2 separate regions of the Homo sapiens genome follow, and region 2 is linked to region 1. A link is an interaction called in ENCODE POLR2A ChIA-PET data of the cell type or tissue named here. Cell type or tissue: CD4-positive, alpha-beta T cell. All regions are shown on one strand. Links, peaks and the distances in the headings refer to the core of each region. The heading gives the core; the rest is flanking DNA.

Evidence for each region. Peaks named below come from ENCODE experiments on the same cell type or tissue, not always from the same donor. Only the 100,000 strongest peaks of a DNase experiment are listed, where the experiment ranks them.
Region 2: POLR2A ChIA-PET joins it to region 1 with 6 read pairs; 7 of 35 experiments call an interaction of 5 or more read pairs at or near these places.

The regions. Positions count from the first base shown.
Region 1 is chr5:56,142,091-56,147,472 of GRCh38, reverse strand. ANKRD55 (ankyrin repeat domain 55) reads left to right here. Exons shown (of 12, transcript NM_024669.3): 7 at 3,544-3,672. It also overlaps the pseudogene RNA5SP184. Among named protein-coding and RNA genes, the nearest start is that of ANKRD55, 89 kb to the left of the region's middle. In CD4-positive, alpha-beta T cell, for the core only: no CTCF peak of the experiment used is centred there; no DNase peak of the experiment used is centred there; H3K4me3 peaks cover 382 bases; H3K27ac peaks cover 1,933 bases.
Region 2 is chr5:56,206,429-56,211,810 of GRCh38, reverse strand. The region is part of intron 2 of ANKRD55 (ankyrin repeat domain 55); the gene reads left to right. Among named protein-coding and RNA genes, the nearest start is that of ANKRD55, 24 kb to the left of the region's middle. In CD4-positive, alpha-beta T cell, for the core only: no CTCF peak of the experiment used is centred there; no DNase peak of the experiment used is centred there.

The DNA of each region.
Region 1 (5,382 bases), core at 253-5,252:
AGGCAATGCCAAATGAAACAAAAATATAGGGTACCAATCCTTACACTAGTAAGAACCATCATTTTAGAAAGTAAGACAACCTTGAATCCAGCTACAATTACAAAGAAAGGAATTTTTTAGCATCTGAGCTCATTCCCAAAATGAAATTCTACCACCATGATGTGTGGAAAGAACATTTTTTTCTCCAGAGTCAGAGAAACAAGTATTGAACCCTAGCTCTACCATGGACTCAGTCAATGGCCTTAGGCAAATTACTTAATCTGTATTTCAGTTTCCTTGCCTGTAAAATAGGCTTAAAACTACTAACCCCTTAGGATCATGTAAAGATTCTATGAGATAGAATATACAAAGCTCTTGGCACCAAGTAGGTGTATGAAAAATGATAGCACTCCTCCCACCCCACCCCTTCACCAAACTATGCAAGAGTTGGGTTTTGTGGGGGGGTTTCTTGCGGTTGTTTAAAGAGAATAACTCTTAAAGTCTGAAACTGTATTTAGGAGACAATAATTAACACTGCATTACCATTGTTTAATTCACAACCACATTTTCGCACTGAATTCCCACATCTCTAAATCATACTTCTGCATATACTCATTGCCATCTACCTCACGTTTGACAGTGCAGTGGTCTATGGCCAGAACCACCCTGAACGCACCTGACCTCAGAAGTTAAGCAGGGTTAGGCCTGGTTAGTAATTGGATGTGAGATAGTACAGTAGTACAAAGGACAAGATTGTTTGGAGCACTCATCAAAAATCCTGACAAGTTTCAGCTAATGAGTTGGTAACAATGATCATATCAGACAAGTTCATTGTCTATAAAGGAGAGGTCATGTTCTGCCTTTCTTCTGTGTATGATTTTAAAAAGCAAAGCCAAATTTTTACGAAGAAATTCGGCCGGGTGCAGTGGTTCACTCTTGTAATCCCAGCATTTTGGGAGGCTGAGGTGGGCTGCTAAGGTCAGGAGCTCGAGACCAGCCTGGCCAACATGGTGAAACCTGTCTCTACTAAAAACTACAAAAATTAGGCAGGCGTGGTGGCGGGCACCTGTAATCTCAGCTACTTGGGAGGCTGAGGTAGGAGAATCCCTTGAACCTGGGAGGTGGCAGTTGCAGTGAGCCGAAATTGCGCCATTGCACTCCAGCCTGGGCGACAGAGCGAAACTCCATCTCAAAAAAAAAAAAAAATCAGTGGAGCATAGTAAGTCATTCGTTCCGTTAATAAGTGTTTACTCAGCATCTATAATGTGCCTGGCACCATTCTAGGATCTAGGAATTCAGACTGGCAAACAAAGGCCCTGCTCTCATGCAACTTACGCTCCAGTAACTTGAAAAGTTTTGGCACTTCGTGATGAAGCCAATGACTTCATTTCATCACTTCATTTGCAATGAAGCAAATGGGACTAAGAACTGGGAAACGGGCTATCCATGCATTATTTTTAAAATATAATTTAATTTTAAAATATAATTCCCTTGTGTTAGATTTCTAACCCCAGTGTGCCCAGTTAAAAATGAAGAGGACCAATTAGAATGTACTGAGGTATTCTGATTTCCAAGTAAATATTCAGCTATTGGAATAAGAATAAGAAGTTCCATTGCTTTTATACCAGCATTGTTTTTCATATGGAACCAATTTCTTGAAATATCCTCAAGAGTATCTCTGGAGGTTCACTGTCATATGATACTTGAAACTTGAAAGCAAACCATAATATAGGAATTTAAAATATGGAACTGGTTGAAGGGATTTTCTAATTCTAGTGTCCCACAAACCTTAAACCCTAGATTCAGTTCCATGCTACTCACAAACTCAGGAATTTCTCTAGAGCTCAGCTTCCTCTTCTATTAAATGAGAAGTACAATGGCACCTATCAGAGCTGGCTAACTGCTCTAGCAAACGACTTGAAATCTCAGTAGCCTGACACAATAAAGGCCTATTTCTTGCTCATATCATAATCCAGTGCTGTTTGGCAGGGTGGTCCTATTCTCCCTCATTGATCAGAAACCCAGGCTTTTCAATCACATGATTCCAGCATCTTCCAGAGCCTTGTCCTCCTCTGCATTCTGTTGATATATGAGGAAAAAAAGAAGATGTGGAGGACCACATGGGCTTTTTTTCTAGCCCAGGCCTGGGGAAGGTTTCCATCTCCTCTGTCCACATTCCAATGGCAAGGACTCAGTCATGTGGCTGCACCTATCTGCAAGGAGGCTGGGGAATGTAGTTTGACTGTGTGCCCTAGGGGAAGAGGAAACAGCTTGGTGAACACGTAGGAGACATCACCACAGTACTTACTCCAGAAGTTTGTTTGGAGGATTAAGTGAGACAATAGATAAAAGAACTCATAAAGGTCTCTAGATCAATAAATATTAGCTCTGCGCTATTATTAATGTGCTCCTGTCTAGGCTGAGGCCCATCTTCTCCATGCAGCTCACCCTGGAAGGAACAGAGAAAGCCAAGGTGTTGTCTCCTAGCTTTATGCTATCAGCAGAGATAACTATAGAAAGAGAGTCTTCAAAGCTGCCCATGCCCTTTGCCCCCTTTATCAGGCATCTTCATTTCAATTCATTCTAGATACATTTCATGGAATTGAGATGAGTGAGCAAGGAGAAGAGCCAATCTTTTCATCATATATACGTTCAGATAACGCTGGCTCTTTTTGGCCACCATTTCTCAGCATAAGCTCACTTAATGTTAAATTATACCTAACCCATATGACCCTGAACTCTGAAAGAAGCTGGGATTCACCATTCATTTATCCAGCTCTGTTCTCCAAGCTGCCACAGTGATTTCTTCTAAACAGTGTACATCTGATCATGCCAGTACCTGCTTAAAATCCTTCATTGTCTCTCCACTGAATTAGAATAAATTCCAAATGTGTTATGCAGAGACAGTTATCCCCCATCCCACCCTCCCAGGATCAGCCCCTGCCTCCCTCTCCAACCTCATTTCACATTGCTCTCTTCCCCTCCTACCTCATTCATTCATTCAACAGCTATTTCTCCAGCCTTTAGCCTAGGCATTAGAGATAGAGGAAAACAGACAGCACCCCTGCCCTGGTGGTGGGGGATTGCACTCCAGTCACAGAGGCCTTCCTTTAACTTACTCTCTGCCTCTGTGCTTGGTGTTGGCTGTCCTCTTCCTCCATTTCTTCTTTCAGAGGCCTGTTTAGAACAGTCCCTCCACCCTTGGTTACTCTCTCACCAGCATCCTACGTGCATTCTTCATAGTATTTATCAATCTGGAAGATTGTTTGACATGTTTTTGTGCATTTAATATCTGCCTTCCTTTACCACAGAGCAATTTCCATGAGGGTAAGGATCTCATTTACCTTATTAACTTTTGTATCCTGAACAACTGCTTGCCTGGCACAAAGCAGACAGACAATAAACATCTATGGAATGAATGGATTAATGAATGAATGAATGAACCAGCAGGAAACAACCAACGCATCTGGTGATGGCCCCCAGGCCTGAGGAGAAAGTGTGAGCTCCAGTTTTCTTCCTGGGAGCCTGTGCTCATCTCTGTCCTCTCTGACTGTTGTTTTGCAGGGAATGACACCACTCCACTGGGCGGCTTTCCACAACCAGCCTCAACACACACAAATGCTGCTGAAGAAGGGGGCAGACCCCACCCTTGTGGATAAAGACTTTAAAACCGCTCTCCACTGGGCAGTCCAGGTGAGAAATTGACCTGTGGACTGGTCTCAGGTTTAAATGGTGGAAAGCAGTGTTAACAATTTTCTGAGTAGGTCAAACTTTAAAGATGGAGGTTTCAGCTCTTGATTCAGCTCCACCACTTGTTGAAAAGAAACCCTGCCAAGATGCAAAGGGGAGTAGTTATAAAATATCAAGCAGAGCCTGCCTTGGGTGGCACACACAGACACACACATACCCCTCTCATTCTCTCTGTTTCTCTCTCCATCTCAATGTTTGCTACCGGCTTACTGTGTCCCAGAGTAAACCTTCAAAGAATTGCTGGGAAAATGCCTTCAAAGTCTTTGAACCATGACTCTCTGACTCTCTTCTTGCTTCCAAATCCTCCCCAGCAGAGTCATTTCAGGTGATCCTGAATTCTACACCCGACAGTGAAAGTAGTGGCTCATGACCCTGCATCACTATCACATAAGGGAGTCCACGTCAATACACACAACCAAACAAATCAGAATAGGCTCAAGAAATCTATTGTCCAGAGAGGGCAAAACCAAGAGTAAGGTGAAAGAATAATAATCACTAATGTGTAACCGAGTGCTTTCTATTTTCAAGGGGAATGATTAACTAAAAGTTATCTATTCCTTTTTTCAAGGAGAGCATCCTTTGCATAAACTTGCCAGCCCGTCTCTGTCTTCAGCACAGACACCCCCACAGTTGATTTCTGTTGGCCCAGAAAGGGCACCTGTCTGAGCTACTGCCAGGACCCTGTGAGAATAGTTTCTGCTGCCCTGACTGTGGTTTCAGTCAGCATTTCCATGTGCCAAGTACAGCAGAAGTGGGCACCTGGGACTTTCAGGATTGACATGTGTGCCTGATGTAAGGGGAAAACAGAAGTGATCTGGAAACTGCTCTGTTTTCATCCCTCTAACCTTGGCTTCAGTTTCTCTGCACCAGTTTCTCTGCAAAGCTATGCAGTGAGCAAGGCTTGTTTTGTCATCTCCACCTGCCCATAGCACCCTCCTACATACTTTCAGTATCTAATCACCTGCCCTGCCACCATCGCTGCCAGTCTCTGCCCAGGACTCCATGCCCTGGGGCTGGCCTCTGGCTGGTCAGGGGTCACCACTGTAGCGGTGGCCACAGAGGAACCTGGCTGGGCTCCCAGGAAGCTCCTCATGTGTTGGTTCTCAGCTGAGATGAAAGTGGCACCAGAAGCAGGCACTTTCTACATAGTCACCTCAACACCACTGCACTCTGATTCCCTAGATCCAGGATGCATGTGCATTTTGAAAAACCTCCCCAGGTAATTCTGACTGACATGCGTCCCCCTTCCACCATCCCAGCCCCAGTGTAGAGCTGCTGTCTTAGACCTGGCCTTGCGATGGAATCACCAGCAGTGCTTGTAAAACAACAGATTCCCAGACCCCCGCTGGGCCCTCACAGGGTGGAATCGCTGGGTTTTTGTTGTTGTTGTTTAGTTTTGTTTTGTTTTCTGAAATGGAGTCTCACTCTGTAGCCCAGGCCAGAGTGCAGTGGTGCGATCTCAGCTCACTGCAACCTCCACCTCCCGGGTCCTGGTTCAAGCAATTCTCCTGCCTCAGCCTCCCGAGTAGCTGGGATTATAGGCACACACCACCATGCCCAGCTAATTTTTGTATTCTTAGTAGAGATGGGTTTTCACCATGTTGGCCAGGCTGGTCTTGAACTCCTGACCTCGTGATCTGCCCCGCTCGGCCT
Region 2 (5,382 bases), core at 197-5,196, 64 kb before region 1:
GGTTATTTTTGCTACAGTGAGTATAAACTCTAGCACAATGATGTGTAAGGCAAAACACCATGCCACACAGCTTGTGCAACAGGGTGGAAAGAAGGGTACAAGCTGCCGTGAGTCAGTGAGAATGGAATGTGAAAATGTGGAATGTCCATCCAGCACCAAAAAGAGGTCACAAGTTCACTGGAATATATGAGGGCTTTGTCTCTGAGTGAAAGAGTGCTTCCAGACCACAGTGCACAGGGGTCAGAGGGCGGGATCCAAGGCCTGACAGGCTGCAGCCTTACCTGGGTTTTACCAATTGCCACCTGTGCAAGTTTGGATAAGTCACTTTGTTTCTACTCTGTACCTCAGTTTCCTCATCCATAAAATGGGAATAATTGTAGTACCTACCTCAACCTCATACAGTGAGAATCAAAAGAGTCAATTTCTAGGAAGTGCTTACACAGTGCTGGGCATACAGTGAGATACAGTGAGCTCTATGTTAAGTGCTGGCCATCATTAAGACTGTTACTCAGGCATTGAAACGGTCCTGAAAAGATCACATGAGCAATGCAGTACCAGCGGGTGCTCTTATAGAGACTCGGAGATACTGTTTTTCTGTGGAAGTAATCGTGTAGCAGTCTTCACTAACTTTAGGGTTATTCTGAGTCTTTTAATTCCTTCAGATGTGCTACCAACAATTCTAGAAGCTAAGAACTTTGACTGGGGACCTACCACAAGACTTATGGAGTGTGCCTGAAATGGCCTTTGGCTGTACCCCCAAATTCACGCACACCACTACAGAGAGGGTATATCTGGGGTCCCCGCTCCCCAAGCCACAGTTCCAGTGAACAGGCTACAGGAGGAGCCTCCTCTAAAGTGTCAATAATGATTGAGTATATATAAGGTTGCCATTACAATTAAGCAAGGAAAGGGAGAATTAACTAATAACTGACTATTTTGAAAAAAATTGATTGCAGAATACAAAAAGAAAGTTTACAAATTTATATTAAGTACAATTCAATATCAAATAAATAAGCACAAGGTTTCATAAAGTTATTTCTAATCATAAAAGCAGTGAAATCAATTTAAAAATGCAGTATCCATAGATTTTGACTATATAAATGCTGAAAAGATATTTTTTTACCAACAAAACCAAACTGAGAACTTAATTGGCAAACAGGGAAAGGTAACTGTAGCATTATAACAGATGAAGGGTTAGTGTCTTTACTGTATATAAAGCACTTTCTTTTTTTTTTTTTTTTTTTTTTTTTGAGACGTAGTCTCGCTCTGTCGCCCAGGCTGGAGGCAGTCGCGCGATCTCGGCTCACTGCAAGCTCCGCCTCCCGGGTTCACGCCTTTCTCCTGCCTCAGCCTCCTGAGTAGCTGGGACTACAGGCGCCCGCCACCGCACCCGGCTAATTTTTTGTATTTTTAGTAGAGACGGGGTTTCACCGTGGTCTCAGTCTCCTGACCTCGTGATCCGCCCGCCTCGGCCTCCCAAAGTACTGGGATTACAGGCTTGAGCCACCGCGCCCGGCCTATAAAGCACTTTCAAATAAATTGGGTAGAGACAATAGAAAGGATACCAACAGATAATTCATAAAATGGACATAAACATAAAAATACTTCTCTCTCAGGAATAAAAGAAAAAAATGACCATTTCGGGGGTGGTGGCACACTCCTGTAGTCCCAGCTACTCAGGAGGCTGAGGTGGGAAAATAGCTTGAAATCGGGAGGCGGAGGCTGCAGTGAGCTGAGATTGTGCCACGGCACTCCAGCCTGGGCGACAGAACGAGACTCCATCTCAAATTTTAAAAAAAGAAAAAAATGACCATTGAAAATAATCACTATTCTCCTTTCACATCAGCATTAATTTTTTTTAATTGTAAAGCACACTATCACTGATAATGGGGTGAAGTGTGCTCTCAAGCACTGCTTGGGAGTGTGTATTGGTCCAACCTTTCTAGAGGGCAGTTTCACAAAGAGTCAAATCCATTGACTTCCAAGTTCCTTTCTAGGAATGTGTCCAAAGGAAATAATCACAAATGCACAAAGGGATATACATGTAGCCGGGCGCGGTGGCTCACGCCTGTAATCCCAGCACTTTGGGAGGCCAAGGCGGGTGGATCACGAGGTCAGGAGATCGAGACCATCCTGGCTAACACAGTGAAACTGCGTCTCTACTAAAAATACAAAAATTAGCCAGGCGCGGTGGCGGGCGCCTGTAGTCCCAGCTAGTCGGAAGGCTGAGGCAGGAGAATGGCGTGAACCCAGGAGGCGGAGCTTGCAGTGAGCCGAGATCGCACCACTGCACTCTGGCCTGGGCCAAAGAGTGAGACTCCGTCTCAAAAAAAAAAAAAAAAAAGATATACATGTAAAAATGTTTTGGTATTATTCAGAATAGCAACAGAACTTATAATCACAAAAAGTAAGCTATTGAAATGCCCAGTAATGAGAAAATAATTATATTAGTAATGCTGAGTCCAGTCCATGGGATTTTATGTCACATTTTACAGGCAACATTTTCAAATTTTATCTTATGACATGGGTAAATGTTTATAATCTAATATTAAGTGGTCAGCAGCGATGGCTCATGCCTGTAATCCCAGCTCTTTGGGAGGCCGAGGGGGGTAGATCACTTGAGGCCAAGAGTTTGAAACCAGCCTGCCCAACATGGCATAACCCTGTCTCCACTAAAAATACAAAAATCAGCAAGATTGGTAGTGCATGCCTGTCATCGCAGCTACTCAGGAGGCTAAGGCAGGAGAATCGCTTGAACCCAGGAGGTGGACGCTGCAGTGAGCCAAGATCACACCACTGCATTCCAGCCTGGGTGACAGAGCGAGACTCTGACTCAAAAAAAAAAAGTGAAAAAGAGCAAAAAACAAAACTATACAGTCATGTACCTCATAGTGACATTTCGGTCAACAATGTACTACAAATATGATGGTGGTTCCATAAGATTATGATGGAACTGAACGTTTTCTGTCACCTATTGATATCGTAGCCATCATAATGTCATGGCACAACACATTATCCAGGTGTTTGTGATGATGCTGGTATAAACAGATCTACTGCATTGCCAGTTGTTTAAAAAAAGCACACACAGGACTGGGCGCGGTGGCTCACGCCTGTAATCCAGCACTTTGGGAGGCCAAGGCGAGCAGATCACCTGAGGTCAGGAGTTCAAGACCGGACTGGCCAACATGGCAAAACCCATGCCTTCTAAAAATACAAAAATTAGCTGGGCATGGTGGCGGGCGCCTGTAGTCCCAGCTACTCGGGAGGCTAAGCCAGGAGAATTGCTTGAACCCAGGAGGTGGAGGTTACAGTGAGCCGAGATGGTGCCACTGCACTCCAGCCTGGGTAACAGAGTGAGACTCTGTCAAAAATAAATAAATAAATAAATAAATAAATATTTTTTTTAAAAAAACACATACAATTATGTACAGTACGTTAATACTTTATAGTGATCTATGCTACTAGTTTATTTACTGTACTATAGTTTTATCATTATTTATACTCCTTTTACTTTTTTTTTTAAGCTATTTTTTAAGCGAACAAGAAGGTCCCTCAGGAGGTATTCCAAAAGAAGGCATTGTTCTCATAGGAGATGACAGTTTTTTGCATGTTACTGTCCCTGAAGAGCTTCCAGTGGGACAAGATGTGAAGGTGGAAAATAAGTTATTGAAGATCCTGACCCTGTGTAGGCCTAGGCTAATGTGTGTGTGTTTGTGTCTTAGTTTTTAATGAAAATATTTAGAAAATGAAAATAAATAAATCATTTTAAAAATAGAAAAAAACTTAAAGGATAAGGATATAAAGAAAGAAAATATTTTTGTTCAACTGTACAACGTGTTTGTTTTCAGTGTTATTACAATAGAGCCAAAAAGTTGAAACAAATTTTAAGAGTTAATAGAGTAAAAATGTTATAGTAAGCTAAGATTAATTTATTATAGAAGAAAACATTTGTTTATAAATGTAGTGTAAGCTGAGTGTGCAGTGTTTATAAAGTCTACAGTAGTGCACAGTAATGTCCTAGGCCTTCACATTCAATCACCACTCACTCATTGACTCACCCAGAGCAACATCCCGTCCTGCAAGCTCTATTTATGCTATGTGCCCTACACTAGTGTAGCACATTTTATCGTCTATACCATATTTTTGCTTTACCTTTACTATGTTTAGATACACAAATGCTGTGGTACAATTGCCTACAGTATTCAGTACAGTAACATGCTGTACAGGATGGCAGCCTAGGAGTAATAGTCTGTACCATGTAGTCTGGGTGTGTAGTGGGCTATACCATCTAGGTTTGTGTAGATACACTCTATGATGTTCTCATAACGACAAAATCACCTACTGACAGGTTTCTCAGAACTATCCCTGGCATTAAGTGACTTATGACTATACATAGTGTGATTACATTTTTGTAAATAAAAAATACATGTAACTCCAGCACTGTGCTCAGAACAGTTGGTGGTAGTTAAATGTTAAAATCTTTCTATGCCCTCAGATCAACAAGGATTTCTCCATTCTCACTGCTCTAATCATTCCTCAGGAACACACACATAAGACCAGCAAGTACAAAGTCATCTAACCTGCCTAGATGTTAGGCCTGTTTCCATCCTGTTCCAGGCCCCTGAAAAGGTAGTTGTTACATGCTCATAATATCATCCTTGACCCAGTCCATTCTCATGGAAGGGAACTTCCAAGGGGGGAAGGGGAGGAGAGGATAGAAGGGCGATTCACTTAGTAAGTGAGCAACAAAATGGCCTTAGTGTTAGCCAAACTCACACAGCATCTTCGAGACTTTCAGTCATTTCTTCAGGTTCTATCATTGTATCCCAGCCCATAGGAAGATCACACTGTGGGAGATTTAAGATTTGCACTGCTAGCCGGTCCACCAGCCCTGCCACCCCGGCAGACACTACCTGCCACTGTCCTAATCCCTGAGAGCTGTACCCACCTCAGGCAGTAGCACCTTTCAGAGCTTCGTCCTGTTCTTTGTTTTCTGGCCTTGCAGCTGTGAGGACCTTTCAACCACTTTGCCTTCTCCTCAGGAACTTGCCTTGTCCTTCTTGTGGCCTTTGGGTTAGTCACCACCCATTTTCAGCCATGCTTATTTGGAGTGCAGAATGGGGAACAAGAGACAGTTCAGATTCTGCTGGTGGGGGTTGTGGGAGGGATGGAAAGAGCAGAGGTACACAACTATGCACTATGAAACAACCAGACCCTTCAGGCTTCTGAGCTCACCTACCACTAACACTTCTCCCCACTCCTCCATTGCATGATGCAGGGGCTCCGTAAAGGAGGTGGGGTAGGATGCAAACCCATCCTGCAGCATAAGTCAAGTGTATGCAACATACCAAAATTTCAATGATCACTTTTGAGTTTATATTT